Linked DNA regions of Homo sapiens: region 1 is linked to region 2. Evidence: chromatin loops called from intact Hi-C (ENCODE). Cell type or tissue: IMR-90. All regions are shown on one strand. Links, peaks and the distances in the headings refer to the core of each region. The heading gives the core; the rest is flanking DNA.

What was found. Peaks named below come from ENCODE experiments on the same cell type or tissue, not always from the same donor. Only the 100,000 strongest peaks of a DNase experiment are listed, where the experiment ranks them.
Region 1: a loop joins it to region 2, with 18 times the contacts of the local background. A loop is called at or near these places in 9 of 110 quality-filtered maps.

What each region holds. Positions count from the first base shown.
Region 1 is chr7:131,685,324-131,693,648 of GRCh38, reverse strand. No RefSeq gene overlaps it. Among named protein-coding and RNA genes, the nearest start is that of PODXL, 130 kb to the right of the region's middle. RefSeq lists a silencer at 4,320-4,369. In IMR-90, for the core only: CTCF peaks have their summits at 1,434 (motif pointing left) and 4,335 (motif pointing left); no DNase peak of the experiment used is centred there; H3K27me3 peaks cover 3,313 bases.
Region 2 is chr7:131,940,633-131,948,957 of GRCh38, reverse strand. It overlaps LOC101928782 (a long non-coding RNA gene), which reads right to left. Exons shown (of 6, transcript NR_110836.1): 6 at 5-227. Among named protein-coding and RNA genes, the nearest start is that of PLXNA4-AS2, 320 kb to the left of the region's middle. RefSeq lists a silencer at 3,395-3,454. In IMR-90, for the core only: a CTCF peak has its summit at 3,408 (motif pointing left); no DNase peak of the experiment used is centred there; H3K27me3 peaks cover 712 bases.

The DNA.
Region 1 (8,325 bases), core at 317-8,316, 260 kb after region 2:
TGAGGCAGGAGAATCACTTGAACCTGGAAGGCAGAGGTTGGGGTGAGCCGAGATGGCACTCCAGCCTGGGTGACAGAGTGAAACTCCATCTCCAAACATAATAAATAAATAATAAAATGGGAGGGAGGAGTGAGACTATTCCTAGAGCCCAGAAACACCCCCTCCCTAACTGAGGGAGAGAGAATACACACCTGGTATGTAGTAGAGGCTCGATAATGTGTGATAAACCAGTGAGTGAATGAATGAACACTGCAGAATGAATAATTAAATAACAGTACGCCTGGAAAGCTCAGGAGTGCAGAGAACAGAACCCTGACATCCTCACCACAGGATCTTCTGCAGCATGGAGTACTTCTCAGGTGCGAGCAAATACTGTGTTCAATCCCTGCTTTCTGGGGAGAGGGAGCTTGCGAGAGAGGCCCTGCATCACCCAGGAAAGCAGGGTGACCTCCAAGGCACAGGACAGGGCTGGCCATTGTTTCAGATGGCAGAGAGGACAATGGTGCTGAGGGGCTCCACCCCACCTTGAGGCCCCCCCTCAAAAACTCCCTCTAGGCAAAAAACAATAACAGAAACTCTAGATGCAGGTGAGTTGATCTTTCCTCAAGGGGTTGCAAGTCCCTAGAGACCCTGGGCCAAGCCCTTTGTGGTTGCAGGCACCGTCCTGCAACATCATCCTGCAATGCTGCCAGATGCTGAGTGGCAGGACCCATCACTATGAGTGGAACCTGGCACCTGCCTCCAGTCTCAATTCAGTGGCGCTGACAGCCATGTCCTGAGGGGCCCAGGAATCCAGAAAGGGGAAATGGCTGAGCCCAGTGCAGGGGCTTCCAAAAGCTAGAGCAGCTGGGAGCCGGGGTTCATGTCAGGAGTTTGAGTGCGGTCGGAGGGGGCTGAAGAGACAATGGTGGGGGCACAGAGGACAGCCCCTCTGGTCCATGCAAGGTCAAGAGGGGCCTGGGTGGAGGCTGAGAGCCTGCCTCAAGGCCCGCTGGGTGGGTGTGCCCTTGTCATTGTTACTACCCGGGCTCAGCAGGATACCCTAGAGGACCTGGCCAGTGGAATCCATCCCATCCTCTGCGTTCATCTGAGCCACACCCACGGTCCCCCCCACCGTGTGTTACACAAGCAGCCCCTGAAGGCCACCTTGGCCTCCCCATTAGCGTCACCAGGACAACTCCCCCTCTCAACCCCTGCTGCCCAAAGGAAATCAGCACGTGTTTCCAGGCCTGGCCCCCACGGTGGCCCTGCCGCATCAGGCCCTCTGCTCATCGAGCGCGCACACGCGGCACAAGTCATTAAGACATTCTCGACCTGCGACCGGCAGGCACACACCCACTCACAGAGGTGGCCTCATCGGAGCCCAGGGCCGTGGCCGGGAAGCGCCGGGAGGGTCCCAGGGATGCGGTGCTACTGCCCCCTGCTGGCAGCTTCTGGAACACCGCGGGCTGATGACAAGACAGAATACGCAGAAAGGCCTCCTCCCTTCCTCCACACAGCTTTACAACAGGGAACATTCAGGGGTGCGGCCCTCAGTGGGGACGTGGAACTGGCTGCGGCCAGAATAACTCCCAGTTTGCAGAGAGGGAACGGGCAGCACAGAAAAGGAGAGCAGGGGGAGGAGGGTGAGAGATGGGAGCTCGCAAGCCAGCCTGAAGAGTAAGTGTATACACGCCCCTGCCATCTGCACTGCCCTTCCCAGGTTACAGAGCACGTTCATGTTCACTGAACATCACAGCTCTTCCAGACGACCCTGAAAGGCAGGGGCAGGGCAGGTAGGGTTCCTTCTGTTTTTCCAGTGAGATCATGGAAGCCCAAGGAGCTGGTATCCCTCAACTACAGTGGCACAACCAGGTGCTGGGCTGCACCCAGCATAATGTCTGCCTCTGCTCTGATGTGTGATATTGAACAAGTGTTTCTGGGCCCCTGTGGTGGCCCCAGAGCATGAGAATTTGTTCTGACAAAAACTTCCTCTACCCCCAGAGCCAGACCCAACCTGTTGCCTGGTGACAGGCAGGTGTGGGCGGGGAGAGGCTGGGTCTAACAGTGGTCTGTATTCTCCATAACAGACTGGAAGGCACATTAAGTAGAGATAAGCAGAGGTCTGAGAAAACGTAAGTATTGTAGAGCACAGAGGTCCCGCCCCAGCGTAGCAGCTAGACAGCCCCTAGGATGCTGAGATGCTGGGCTAGCCCCCACAGCAAGGCTGGAGTTCGGATGGTTGATCATTTAACCTTGTGCTCCTGTTGCTTTCCAAGTGTCCGGGAAGAGCCAAGGTCCATAGATAAAAGCAGCCACAGCCGGGCACAGTGGCTCACGGGGAGGCCAATGCAGGTGGATCACCTGAAGTCAGGAGTTCCAGAGCAGCCTGGCCAACATGGCGAAACCCCGTCTCTAATAAAAATACAAAAATTAGCCGGGCATGGTGGTGGATGCCTGTAATCCCAGCTACTCTGGAGGCTGAAGCAGGAGAATCGCTTGAACCCAGGAGGTAGAGGTTGCAGTAAGCCAAGATCACACCACTGCACTGCAGCCTGGGTGACAGAGTGAGATTCCATCTCAAAAAAAAAAAAAGAAAAAGCCACACACCCTGGGTGTGCAACAGGCTGGAGTTGGACTCCTTCTTTTGATGATGGAACCCTCGTCCTCCCTAGGGACAGATCATCTCAAGTCAGCTTCCCCAAACTTCTATCTGGCATCTCCCAGATTCTCCCTGTTCTTGTCTGATCTCCTACTGCCTCTGCCCTAACCATTGCCCAGAGCTCCCCTCCTCCTGTCCTGCCCTTCCCCAAGGCTATGGCCACACCAGGGTCAAGGGCACAAATGGCCCTTCCAAGCACGAGTAAACTGATTGGAGGAAACAAACCCATTCCTCATCCCTGTCTCCAAGTCGCCACAAGCGATAGCAAAATGCATCCTCTGCTCCGGACCGAGGAGCCGGTGACAAATGGAAGACTTGTTCTTCCTCTGAAATTTTTTTTAATGTTGAGAGAGGAGAGGCGGAATATTTATTAGTGCGGAAATGGGACTTGTCGGAGCCTGTGAACGCCCCCACACGTGTCTGTTCTCAAGGAACAAGAAAGACAAGTTAAGGAATCTAAGACCCTTGTGAGCCATGAAGCAGTCTCTCCAGAAATAAAATGTGTACCCAAGCAGGGGCTCCAATCAAACACTTCCACCAGCTAGAAAAGGGGGCCGCCAGAGGGGAAAATCCAGCCCAGCTCCTACCACCACCCCCGGCCCCACTGCACCGTGGACAGTCCACCCCAGCCCTCTCACACCTGACCAAGTACTGCCATCCTTCGCCCCTCCCTGCTGCCCTAGGGCCAGAGGGGCTAAGGCAGCTCAGAAATAGGCTAATTCGGGTACAGGGAATGCTTCCTGCAGGAGGCATCACCTCACAGAGAGCTCTGGGGTCTTTACCCGCTGTGTTCAGGTCTGGCCTGGGCAGCTTTGAGCCTCGTGGCCTTCTTCCCTGCTCACTCCCTCATTCATTCAGGGACCACCCTCCCTCCATGTGCCAAGACAGTGCTGGATCCCATGGGGAAAGAGAGATGAGTAAGACCCTGTCCTTGTCCCCCATCATGGCTGAAAGGGACAACGGGCAACCAAAAGTCGCATTTCTGTGTCGTGTTACTGTGTCGTGAACTTTGACTCAGTGACCTCATCTCAGGTTCCAGGGTGAGAGCTGGTTTCAGAGCTGCATTGCACAGAAGAAGAAACTGAGTCCCAGAGAGATGAGCGGTGGCCCAGCCTGAGCCTGACCCGCAGACTTCGCTCCACACGCTTCCACCCTCCTGCCCGCGGCTAAGCGGCAAGGCTGGTCCTTCGGCCATCGGAGGAGTGGGTTGGATCCTCAAGACAGAGACACGACTACTGGCTGGAGTCCTCAGCTCTGAGGGTGCGGACTTCCACCCACAGTAGTTTCTCACACAAACCAAAAGTCCCCTCCGAAGAGCAGCCCCAACCAGGCGGAGGGGACAGATAACCCGTTTCTGAAGGCTGAAGCAAAGTGGAGAAGTCAGGCGGCCTGAACCAGAGCTCAGAACTGAGGTCCTCGCTGGGGCTGCCCAGGACCACCTTCAAAAGCCACCGTCTGCAAGAGTAACCCACCCCCCCCCCCACCGACAACTCCTGCCACACTCTGTATACCCCAGGGGCTGGACATGTCCGTCTAAAGAGGCTTTCTTGAGGAGAAGAAGAAGATTCTGGCCTAGGCTCGCCCTATCCAATTCTCTCCACACCTTCCTGTCCACCCAGTCCCCCAGGGGAAGCCAATAACCCCTGCAGCTCTGTGGCTGAGGCCATCCCTGCCTCATGTGTTGGTCTCTCCTGCCCTCTGGTGGACAGATCCCAGCAGTGCATCCTGCATAACCCAAATGGAATCACCTTTCCTTCCAGAGCCTCTTCAATCTCTGTTCCTCTTCCCACAGGATCCTGTATCTGGGCCCTGCACCTCCAGGGCCATACTGAAGGTGGAGGTTGCTCTCTGCTCCCTCACTCCCATTCCCCTTATCTCCTCCTACAAATCAAGACCACCTCCTTTCTGACCCCAGCATTCGGGGACCTTCTGGCCTAGCGTCCAGCTCCTTCTGCGTAACTGGTGCCCTGCCCCTGATGCTACTGGGCCTCCCCTGCACCATGACCCCTTCTCCCTGGGTCTCCTTGCCTGGATCTCATCCCTGCTGCCTGCCTGCCAGTCTGGTCTCCTCCCCCACTGAAGGCTCTGATCGTAGGTAAGAGGCTGACCTGGCCCTAAATGCCCAGCTGTGGCCACCAGCTTCAAGGCTCTGGGCAGCCTGTTTCTGAGCCTCTGCTTCCTTGGGCTTGCTGGATTTGCTTGCTGGCCTTGGTTCAACCGACTTCAATTTAACTGGCATTAACCAAGCAGCTCTGCTCTTTAGTAGACATTGTCCTAGGAGCAAAGAGAATAACAGAGGTGAACAGGCTGCAAATCAGTCTACCAGGGAAGGCAGACACAGCAAGAGGTACCCGAGCAGAACGTGCTGGGTGCTGAACCAGGAAGAGCGTCTGAGGACAGCAGGGCCTGGGAGCCCCAGGGAGAGGATTCATGGGGAAAGTGACCTGAATCCTAGGCCGATGGGGGAGCAGGCTCCCCGGCACGGAGCAGAGGGGATGCTGGCTGTGACAACCACCACTACTGAGCACGCCTTTACCTACACTATTCTCACCTCGCCCTAATGCTGAAGTTAAAGCTGATATTATCCTGCTTTTGAAAGATAATAGAGCGTCAGAGCATTAGGGCAGACAGCCCCGGGTCTCATCGCTAGCAAGTGACTTGAACCTGGTGCCACATTCAAGGCACCATTCTGTTGCTTCCCTAGCAGAAGGCAGAGCGTGAGCAAACGTGTGGAGGCTGGAAGTGGCAGCCCACTCAGGAATAGAGAGTGTTTCCAGGCAGGCTGAGACAGCGCCATGTGAGCATGGGACCTGCACTCTCAGAGCCACACAGAGGGCGGATGAGGAGGGCAAGACGAGGGGTGGGTGACCGCATGGCCCTCACTCTCACCCTTCCCTTTTTTTTTTTTTTTTTTTGAGATGGAGTCTCGCTCTGTCGCCCAGGCTGGGGTGCAGTGGCATGATCTCTGCTCACTGCAACCTCCATATCCCAGGTTCAAGCTATTCTCCTGCCTCAGCCTCCTGAGTAGCTGGGACTGCAGGCATGCACCACCATGCCCGGCGGATTTTTTGTATTTTTAGTAGAGACGGGGTTTCACTGCATTAGCCAGGATGGTCTTGATCTCCTGATCTCATGATCTGCCCGCCTTGGCCTCCCAAAGTGCTGGGATTACAGGTGTGAGCCACCGTGCCCGGCCCTTCCCTCCTTATTCTAAAAAAAAACCTTTGGTTTTTATCTTAGTACTTGTTTACCCTAAATACAAACTGTATTTCCTAGCCTTCCTCACTGGTAGATGTGGCCATATGGTTAGGGGCACATGAGTAGAACCTACATAAACAGCTTCCAGGTGACGCTTTGAAAGGAAGGAGAATGGCTCTTGCACCTCTTCCTGCTGGCTGGGTTGTGGGCGAGGTGGCAAGGGGTGCCGGCTCATGTAATCAAGGGCATGCTGCAGGAACAGCAGAGCCACCACACGGAAGATGTCACGGGGCTGTCACACTGTCCTGGGACTGCTTATCATCAGGCATTACTTGTGAAAGAGAAATCTACTTCTCTCACGTGTACGCCCTTATTTGGGTCTCTGTCACGGCAGCTGAACCTGAATTCTAGCTAACATAAAAGCTATCACAGGGGTCTCAGCCAGACAGCAAAGTCAGAGGCAATGGAAGGGAAGGGGCAGGGGCGGGAGATCCTCAGATGCTGTGGAGACAACTCCGATAGGATTTGGCATGTGGTTGAATGTGGGCGGTGGGGAAGGAGGACCGGCAAGGCATGAAGTTGACAGCAGAATGGAGGTATTTGAGACAGGCCATCCTCTTCTTTGCCATTTCACTTCTAGATCTCACTTTCTCCTGTGTGCATCTCCCCTTCTTCAAGACCTCTCCTTTCCCTGGGTTCAAAAAATCACTTGACCAAGACCTCTCCTGCCTCTGCCCCTCACATGTGCTTCTCTTTGCTGGACACCACCCCCAGCCCTGCACCACCCAGCCTGGCCACTTCAGGGTCTTTTATAGACTCTGCAAACAGCACCTCCCCACTGGAAGCTTCCCTGACTGCTTTGAGCTGAGCTAGGTCCTCAATCTCTGTGCTCCCTTCTGACTCAGCATGGATCCCACCAGGAACTTCTGGAGGGCAGATACCTTCTCTTTTTTTTTTAAGAGACTGGGTCTAGGCTAGGCACAGTAGCTCATGCCTGTAATCCCAGCACTTTGGGAGGCTGAGGCAGGTGGATCACTTGAGGTCAGGAGTTCAAGACCAGCCTGGCCAACGTGATAAAACCCCATCTCTGCTAAAACAAAAATTAGCCGAGGGAGGTGATGCACAACTGTAGTCCCAGCTACTCGGAAGGCTGAGGCAGGAGAATCGCTTGAACCTGGGAGGCAGAGGTTGCAGTGAGCAGAGATTGCACCACTGCACTCCAACCTGAGTGACAGACCAAGACTCTGTCTCAAAAAAATAAGAGACCAGATCTCACTCTGTCACCCAAGCTGGAGAGTGGTGGCACAATTACAGCTCTCTGTAGCTCCATTTCCTGGGTTCCAGCCATCCTCCCACCTCAGCCCCCGAGTAGCTGAGACCACAGCAGTGCACCACAGTGCCTAAGTGACCATATTCACCTTTGGATCTCAATGTCTAGCATCCTGCCTGGCACATGATGGGCACCCAGGAAATGCCATTAGCCAGGATTTTCCTTTATCCCTGTGCCTGGAAACCACCTCCTGGCTCCCTGTCACCATTCCCCCTCGGCAGTCTCCACCCATCTGAGTGGCAACACTTAGATGAAACAAAAGCAAACCAGTCAGTGTGGAGAAATGAAGCCTCTAGAAGTAATGTCAGGTAACTTTCTTCAGCTGCCCTCCCCCCACTCTGATTCAGAACTGCCATTATCAAAAGGTAATAGGTTTCCATAATCTTACTCCCCATTTGGGCAGAAAACCATGAAGCATGCTTTCCCAAGGATGTTTAACTTGAAATCTTCCATACCTTAAATTTAGGTCTCCATTTCAGAAATGATGCAGGCTTAGATGAAAGAAGACAAATGTCATTATTTTATGGAGAGGAAGTTATGAAACACCACACATGTCAAATCTCCATATACCTTTTCCTCCTAATGCAGCAAAATGATACCTTTATACCGTTCATTCAAAGGCTCAGTAAGTCGGCACAGGGAGATGGGGCTGCAGCAGTAATCATCGATGTTTCTGGTAACCCCTGGCACCAATCTACTGCATTCTAAACACATGAAAGGCTTCCTCAATTTCACTCCCCATCATCATCAGCCACAACAGGTATTTATTGACTGCCTGTTATACGTGGGACATTTGCTAGGTGCAAGGAAAGAAAACTTGAAATTTCCCAAAGATTTTGAAAGGGGAAAGATCTGTACTTTAGAAGTAAGTTATCTGCCTCTTAAATGAGCCATGTGTATAAAGAAGACAATTGCAGAGACTTTTATAGAGATGGTCTAGACCGTTGTACATTGTCAGATTGCTCCGTGTGCAATGTTTGCCAAATACAGGACAAATGATGCCATCATAATTATTCAACGGCATGGTAACCTAATCGATGCGCCAGACAAAACCTTCCAAAGAGAATCTATAGCTCTTCTGATCCTCACCCAGCCCTGCCAATTACAGACAGGCAAAATATTTCCATGGTCTCCTTCTCTGTCTTATCATGAGAAC
Region 2 (8,325 bases), core at 27-8,026:
TACTGTTCTCCAGTTATTTATTAACACATTTCAAAACATGTCTGCAGAATGTGCTGGTGCTATAGCAGGCATCTCCTCAGAGCCTAGCATCTGCAGGCAGGATTGAGTGTCCTGGGATGGGTCATCTCAGGGTCCTTGGAGCAGGGACACAGAGGTCCTCACCCAGCGTCTTCTGAATCACTGTGAGGCTGTGGGCCAAGTCTCTTTCCTAGCACAGCCACACCCTGCTGGAAATGAGAGGCAGCAGAGGAAGCTGATTAAGTGAAGTTAGGGAGCTTGGGAGCTTAGGAGCAAGGAGGAGGGGCCGACAGCAGATCAAACCTTGAAGGCAGATGCCCCAGGGAGGGAGCGGGGAAAGAGCAGGCCTCCTCCACACCACCTGGCTAATCCAGAGTCACCCAATCTGGGTAATATAGATGAGTTCTGATGATGAGATCCCCACATAACCAGATGGAGAAGCCCAGCCCCACAGCCTGGGGTTGCAACTTGCATGGCTACAAAGGCAAAAGGTTTCCCTGAAGATTTTCTCTCAGCCCGTACAGATCTGGGTCTGGCTTCAGAGTTGAAGGCAAAGATTGAGGGGTCTCTAATAGTGGGGTCCTGAGGTCCCCTGTCTCTGTGGGAAAAACATGGAGGACTTGCTAAACTTTGATCCCAGACTGTGGACTGATTATGGGCTACAATGGGAAAGGACCGAATTAACCAGCCGAAGGGGTCAGTATCTGACCTGTGGCTGACAAGGTCCCCAGATGCCTCACCAGGAACAGCCAGCCTTCACCTTCCTGGAAATTCTCCCATGCTTTCTAATCACAACTTAGCTGCTCAGTGTCTCAGTTCCTCCCGGGAGTATTATCTGTCATTTCAGCATGCCAGCACCCTGTCAAACCCATCTATTCATACAAATGTGCTAATAGGAGAGCCTTCTCTTTCTTCCAGAAGCTTCTGTCATGGGCAGAGGAGGACAGAAAAAAAGGACAGGAGGGGAAAATGGGAGAGGAGCATCCTGCAGCATTAGGGACCCACATTACAGTGATTGAGAGAACAGAGGGAATCATGGCAGACCCATGGGGGGTGGTGTTTACGACAGATGGGGTCTTGCAAGGGAACACTCTGCTCATCAATGCAGAGGCAGATAGCTAACATATCTGCAAGAGGACCAGCTCCTGGGAGCCATCCTGTGAGGTACTATGAAATCCCTGAATGTCATTTCACATGTCTGTATATTTGAGTCTGCATGTGGGGTGATGGAGGTGGAAAAAAGTTTACACTACCCACCACAAAGAATTCCTATCCAAGATGTGCCCATGGAAGTCACCAGAGACTCTCACCATCCCTCCTGGCCTGCCCCACCCTCTCCCTCCTGGGTGATTACCCCACTCTCCCTTCTCCCATTCCCCAGTCAAAATTCCAAGATCTAGGGCCTCCAACTCCATTTCCACCCATAGCTCTCCTTAGGGACTACCTTCCAGGGGCCCTGTTAGAGTGAGCTCATTTAAACAGTAAATGGAGTCACTCAGCAGCAGCTGGCAAGTGTTTTCAATGAGTTGGAAAATCAGGTTGAAGGTATCGTGAAATATGGTGCTTACAGAGAGGCCCAGACGCATGGGCTAAGTACTTTGTGATTAGGCCTGCCTTACCCATTCCTCCCTCCAGCCCCATCTCTTCACCCTCCTTCTTTCCTTCTCCAGAGTTTTTAAAGTTAAAATGTGCCTGCGTATTTTATTAATATCTTGTAAGAGAAGCTTCTTCAAGCAAACGGTTCTTTGCCTTAGGGGTCAATGTGATCTTTTTTGTACATGTGTATAGCAGGATATGTTGGGCTTGTAAATGTGTGTGAGTTTCTGAGTGTAGGTGCCGAATAAATGTTTATTGATGATGCCTACCTATGCAATCTGCATGGTGCTTGTATTTCTATTGCTTGTGCATTTGCACATCATAAACACAAACACACACACACACACACACACACACACACACACACACACAGGCTTGCTTCCAGAGCCATACATGCTCTATTTTCAGTTTCTGAGTGTCCTAAGAGGTTATATCCTGTCTAGATGGACGGACCGAGAGTACACTTGGATTTCTACCAAGATATATTCTCCTAATTCACCAGAACCCCCCGCTTCCTGCCCATCCCCTACACAGAGCATCTCACGCCATGCAGTGCAGGGAAGCACATTCCTCAAAGCTCAGCTGCCCACCTCTGAGCAGGTGCAAATCCACCCACTGCATCCTCCCATCCACCTTTCTCCCCTCTGACTTCTGCTCTCCTCCTAAATGGTCTCTTTTCCCCCTGCCTCCTCCTCCTCCGTTTCCCTTCTCCAGAGAGGCAGAGGTTAGGTGTGCTTGACCATGATTCACCAAGTGCAGACATCAAAACAGCAAAGGGATGTGGACACCATCTCCAGCCTCTCGTTTCATGGACTGGCTAAGGTTCAGGGATGCTGAAGGATTTCTCCCATGTGCCCAAGGTAGTTCACAGAAGAGCCTGCTCCAGAGCGTGTGTTTTCCCAGCCTTTCCCACAACCTGGCCCCCGGTGGAGGAAGCGGTTCCCCTCCACCGACCCCTGCCTCCCACATCAGAGGTACTGCACCCAATGAGTGCGGCCAACCAAGACCACCAGGGGATGAAATGAGTCACATCGACTGTCTCTAGGATGGAAACTTGGTAGGGATTCTGTTTCCTGTGAGCAGGAAGAACGCGAGATGAGACACAGGAGGACCGATCCTGCTGCTCTCAGGCCTCTCATATGACTTCACAGAGGACAACTTTGGCCCCTCCCCGCCCAGCTCTGGCAGGTGCATGTCAGTGGACTCTGTCCAACAGGCAGAGTCCACGGAAAGGAAGGACAAGATGATGTAAGCATGAGATCCCAGATGCTGGCCCTGGGAGGGGTTTTAGGGACCATCTCCTCATTCAGTGTCTTTGCATTACACAGAAACTGGGCACATAGAGGCTCCAGGACTGGCCAAGGCCACCGGGACCGGTCCCAGGCTTTGCACTCCCAGGGTGCTGTCCCATTTACAAACCCTCGCCGTCCATTCCTTTTTGGAGTGAGTCCTGGTGGCACTCCTATAGGAACAGCGTGTGGGGAGGCCTAGGTGTGGCCTGGCCTCAGATGAGGACACCATCCAAGTGACCCGGCCGCTGCATCCCTGCTCTTTGTGCCACACCCCAAGTCCCTTTGCTTCCCGGAGATGGAGCAGATGACAGAGGCGCACGGAGGAAGCGGGCCTGGGGACACACGGTGTGCCGAGCTCTTTCGTCCACCTGGGTCGACCTCCACAAATCTACTGCTCCGGGGTTCCCGCGCGGGTCCCCAGGCAGCCAGGAGGTGACGCGGTCGGCGAGGAAGGGGCTGCGGCCGCGCGGTTCCTTCTCCAATGACAGGCGCGCCCTCTGCTGCTAGAACTAGGAAGCGCGCGCCTGGCCCGGCTCAGAGCCCGAGCTTGGAACCCGCAGCCGCCCGCACCCTCCAGAGAAACCGGCTTAGAAAAGCCTGCCGCCGCGAAAGCAACCAGAGGCCCTCCCGCTTCCGGGGTGCTCTGAGGACTCAGACAGGAGGGAATAGAACCTGGGAGGAGAAGGAAGAGGAGCTACCTGAACTCTGTGAGGAAAGGGAGGGGATCCTTGCATTTGGGATTTAGGACAAAATCCTTGCATTTGGGATTTAGGCTCCTTCCCCATCCTTTGTCCTCTCCACGAAGCTCCTCTCACCCCAACCACCAAACTGTGCCCATGAAGTGAATGGCCCAATAAGGAGCCTGTGGGAGCCACAGTGTCTGGAGATTTTACTCGGCCATCTCTTGAGCCCTGGGAAAAGTTTTAAAATGTTCACTTTGGCAACTTCGAGCCTGGTTCAAAGCATGGTGTCTCCGCAGGAAGAGTACAGGACTGGGAATGAGGCCTCCTGGAATCTGGTTCCATTTCAACCACTCTTTTCCCCTGTGCTAAGTCCCGTGTCCTCTCTGTGGCTCAGTTTCCTGACCTATTTATTACATGGGCCTCTCATGTCCCGGAAAATTCACTGAGGTACCAGGTATGCTACAGCACTAGCAAGCCGTCGTGCCACTGCCCTGCTCTGGCTGGGTTGTCTTTTCCTGGAAATGGGCAGTGGTAAGAGGAGGGTGGAGACAGAGCCTCCGGCCATCTCCCCTGCTCCTCGCCCCTGCTGGGACTCCCACTGCGCAGTGTTTCCCTCTTACCTCTGGACAATCCCACAGACTCCTTCCTCCAGGCAAGGCATCCCCAAGGAAGTGCAAATAAAAATGCTGTTGGTGGTGGAGGCAACATATTCAGTGAAAATCCACCAAGGTTACTGGCTGAGGCTGGAGCAGGATGGGGGTGAGGGGAATACTGCTCGAGGAAGGCAGGAGGGACCAGGGAAGAGGTCCTTGGACAGCACCAGCCGGAGGGTCCTCGCATGGGGCCTTGGAGGCGGCAGGGAAAGGAAGCTTCTCTCTGATTTTAGAATGTCCGTGGAGACAGCCTTGAGTTGCTTTCCATGTCAGATCACAAGCATAGGCTTTGGGAAGAACTGGTGAACAACTATAAGGTGGCATTCTCCTTGTGCCTAGGACAGCTACTGACCCCCTCAGCCTCACTGACCTCATCCAGAAATTGCAGATGTAAAACCTACCCCAATGCAAGTAAATTCCTTCACCCAGTAAGCAGCATAGTAGTGCACAAAATTATTGTTGTTATTATTATCATGATCATCGTGGTCCTATCAGGCCTAACCCTCTCATTTTCTGCATGATGTTCCCTTACTTGAATTTCTGTTTCCTCATCAACAAAAGTCATGTTTGCCCCTCCTTAGTTCTGGGGGTTGTGGTGGGGAGGAGGAAAAAGGCATCCCAGGTGCATCAGCAGAGGAATGTCCCTGAAGGACCCGAAATGCTATTATTGAAGGCTAAATGTTCCGTGGCTAAAAGCTGCTATAGCGATCTTTGCATCCACTTGATTTGAATGGGCACATTACTGTAATGTCCCAGTGCTGCAGTCAACACGGGGAAGGTTGAGCTATTTGTAACAAGATGCATGAGCAGCATAAAGATCAAATGGTGGAAGAGAGCACGTCTGGCTCACTTGAGAAAACAGGGCTAGTGGCTTTGAATATGGCTGGAATCCATCCATGGCCGCCTGCCTCAGAAACCGCTGCCTGGGGCTTGCTGTAGGGAGGACTGGAAAGACAGGAGCAGGTGGAGAAAGAAGGCAAATATGAGGAGGAGAGAGACATAGACAAACCACTGGACACCGTGAGAGAGAATCCAGTCACAATTCCAGCTCCAGGGGCATTATGGATGCTGAGAGTCCCGTCCTCCACCTGCAGCTCTGAGAATACCACCTACCATCCAGCAAGCTTTCTCCAAACCCTCATATCTGGACTGAGCTCCTCATTCTTTGGTGTCAAGCTGTTCAGGTGAGCAGCTCTAGCCTATTTCTCCCCCTGTTCTCCTGTCCACAGGGACAGAGCATGCTACAGCCGCAGGTCTCCAAGGCTCCATTTGGAACAGAGGTGGGGGCGCGATTGATGCCCTGGAAGGACTAGGGAGGTGGCAGGAGAAGGCTGGACAAAAACACTTGCAGACCCTGATCAATACACCCTCCAGGCCAGCGCTGCCTTTTAAGTCATCTCCATTGCCCCCCATCAGCTCCTCCCCAGAACTTCATTTGAAACTAATATTGGGAAGGGCCTGGGAGGAATGTCATTTGGCTGAAATCAAACCCCCCATGGGATGACCAAACACTCATCCTCCTTTTTCTTTTCCTTCCAAACCCTGGGAAAAGCTCTGGGTCTTGGTTTTGTTATCTGCAGATTAAGAGTAGGAGTCCAGGCTCTCTAAGGACCCTACTCACTTCTACCTGGCAACCTGCATAACTCACGCCCTCTCCTGACATCACATGTGGCACGGACTCACACTCACGCTCAGCGTTCACTCCTATTTCTCAGCCTCATCTCCACACGTGGTGTCCCTTTGCCCTCCCCACTAGCAAGGCCGGTGCCTTTCAGCACTGACATTCTGATGGCTGCTTCCGCCCTCCCCACCCTCCCTCTTATCACAGGAGGCGTTCCTCCCAGCTCCCCCTCACCGCATTGGCTGCCTCATGCCACTCTTTTTTATTATTATGGCAAAATATTCATAACTTATTTTTTATCATTTTAACCATTTGTCAGCATACTATTTGGTGACATTAAGTGCATTCACAATATTGCGTAACCATCACCACTGTCTCATCATCCCCAGTGCAAACTCTGTACCCATCCCCAGATAACCTCTAATCTACTTTGTCTCTATGAATTTCACTAATTTAGGTTTCTCATATAAATTGAATATGCAGTATTTGTCCTTCTGTGTCTGGTGTATTTTGCCTAGTACAATGTTTTCAAAAAGTCTGTCCATGCTGTAGCATATATAAAAATTCCCTTTCTTTTGATGACTAAGTAATATTTCATTGTATGGATATACCACAGTTTACTTATCCATTCATCCATCAATGGATACATGGGTTGCTTCTACCTTTTTGCTATTGTGAATAATGCTGCTGTGAACATTGATGTGCAAACATCCCTGCCTTCAATTTTTTTTCAGGATCTACCTAGCAGTAGGATTGCCAGATCCTACGGTAATTTTGTGTTTATATATTTGAAGAGCTGCCAAACTATTCGCAGAGGTTGCACCATTTTGTATTCCCACCAGCATTGTATGGCGGTTCCAATTTCTCCACATCTTCACTAACACTTGTTATCTTCTGTTTCTTGATTATAGCCCCCCTAGTAAGTGTAAAATGGCTTCATTTCTTCTTAACTTCCCTCAGCACTCAAGATCTTTGTACTTGTGTCTGTCAGCCCTAATCTTACAGCACACTAGGCACAAATAACCCAGTTGAAGGCTGAAGGCTCCTTAAGGCCAGTTTCTACTGTCCACAGGCCACCAGGCAGGGCCCAAGGGCGGCGTGTCAGTGGGAATAGCCAGTGTCTCCATGAGCCAGTTTTGGTCACCGTTGTCTGCCTTAGACTGCAAGGTCCTGAGCCCAGCTGTCAGTCCATCTCCTTGGCAGAACCTGGAATGCCCAATAACTTAAGAGTGGTGTTTGAGGAATAGGGAGAAAATTAAATGTAAGACGATTTTTTTTAAGTTGGAGGACACTGAGACTAAAAGGACAGGACCCAAAGAGTGAAATGGGAGAGGAGAAAGATTGAAGGAGAGAACTAATCCCAGAATCCAATCTCCAGTGAGGCAGATTCTGCAAGCTCCTTGGCAGTGCCTGATTCTGATGCCTCATGGATCTGATCTGGGAAATTGAAGAGATGGTGTAGCCCAACTCCACACCTCCTTCACTACAAATCAGCTGCAGGGGGCTGAGGGGCACAGCTTCCCCTGGGGCTCTGCTGGGCTCCGAGGAGCCTGGGTGCCCCCAAGAATTGCAGCTGGGGCCCCAGCAGGCTGTCCAGCCATTGTCAAGACAGCTGTAGCTCTGGGCATTGCCAAGGGAGCTTCTCATTGCCAGGCCCTGGAGGGCTGCAGGCTGCCCCAGGAGAGGGGCCCTTGGGGACTTGGCCACAATGGAACCTGTGTGGTCCTGTTAACCAGTCAGTGGCTTTGTCCTTGCTTCTTCATGTCCAGACAGCCATGGGAAAAGCAAAAGAGATGCCCAGAAGCTCACTAACAAGGTGGGATAAGGGAGATGAATGGAGACAGCCAGAAAGTCCGGAGAGAAGATTGAGAGTAAGCACACACTGGGGCAAAGAGGGAATGGAGAACACTGATCAAAGGTAAAACCAGTGTGTAGGTCTAAATTGCAATGCTTTCCCCTCTCTGGCACCTTCTCACTCCCTCTTTTCTCATCTCTCTCCCAGTTACTATCAAAGGAAAATTTATGAAGGGCTCGAGGCATTGGATATTCCCTGTATTTCAATCTAAGTTTTTGCAATCTCCAGTGAACAGCTCGGCTGCCTCTGCCTGTCAGGGAATTTAAATTGCAGATGGGATGGTGAACCCATGCCCAGAGCAGGAGCAGCCCCTCTAGTGAGCACCAGCATTGCTTAGCAACTAGGTTGGGAAGAACTTTAGGAAGCAGCAGAAAGTTCCACTCTGGAAAGTGCCCTTGAGCCAGGGCATCTCCTGGGAACAGGGAAGGAGTGTCCCGGAAAGAAGCAGCAGCCAGGTTAGAGATCTGCTCAATCCAGGGTCAGGGGTATGGCCAGGGGGTACAGTCAGCACCACTCTGCTCAGTCACCATTGAGTGTGTCCTTCACCGAGGGACAAAATGTCTGCCAGCCTCCATGTAGTTTTTGACATTCATTGTTTTGTAGAGAG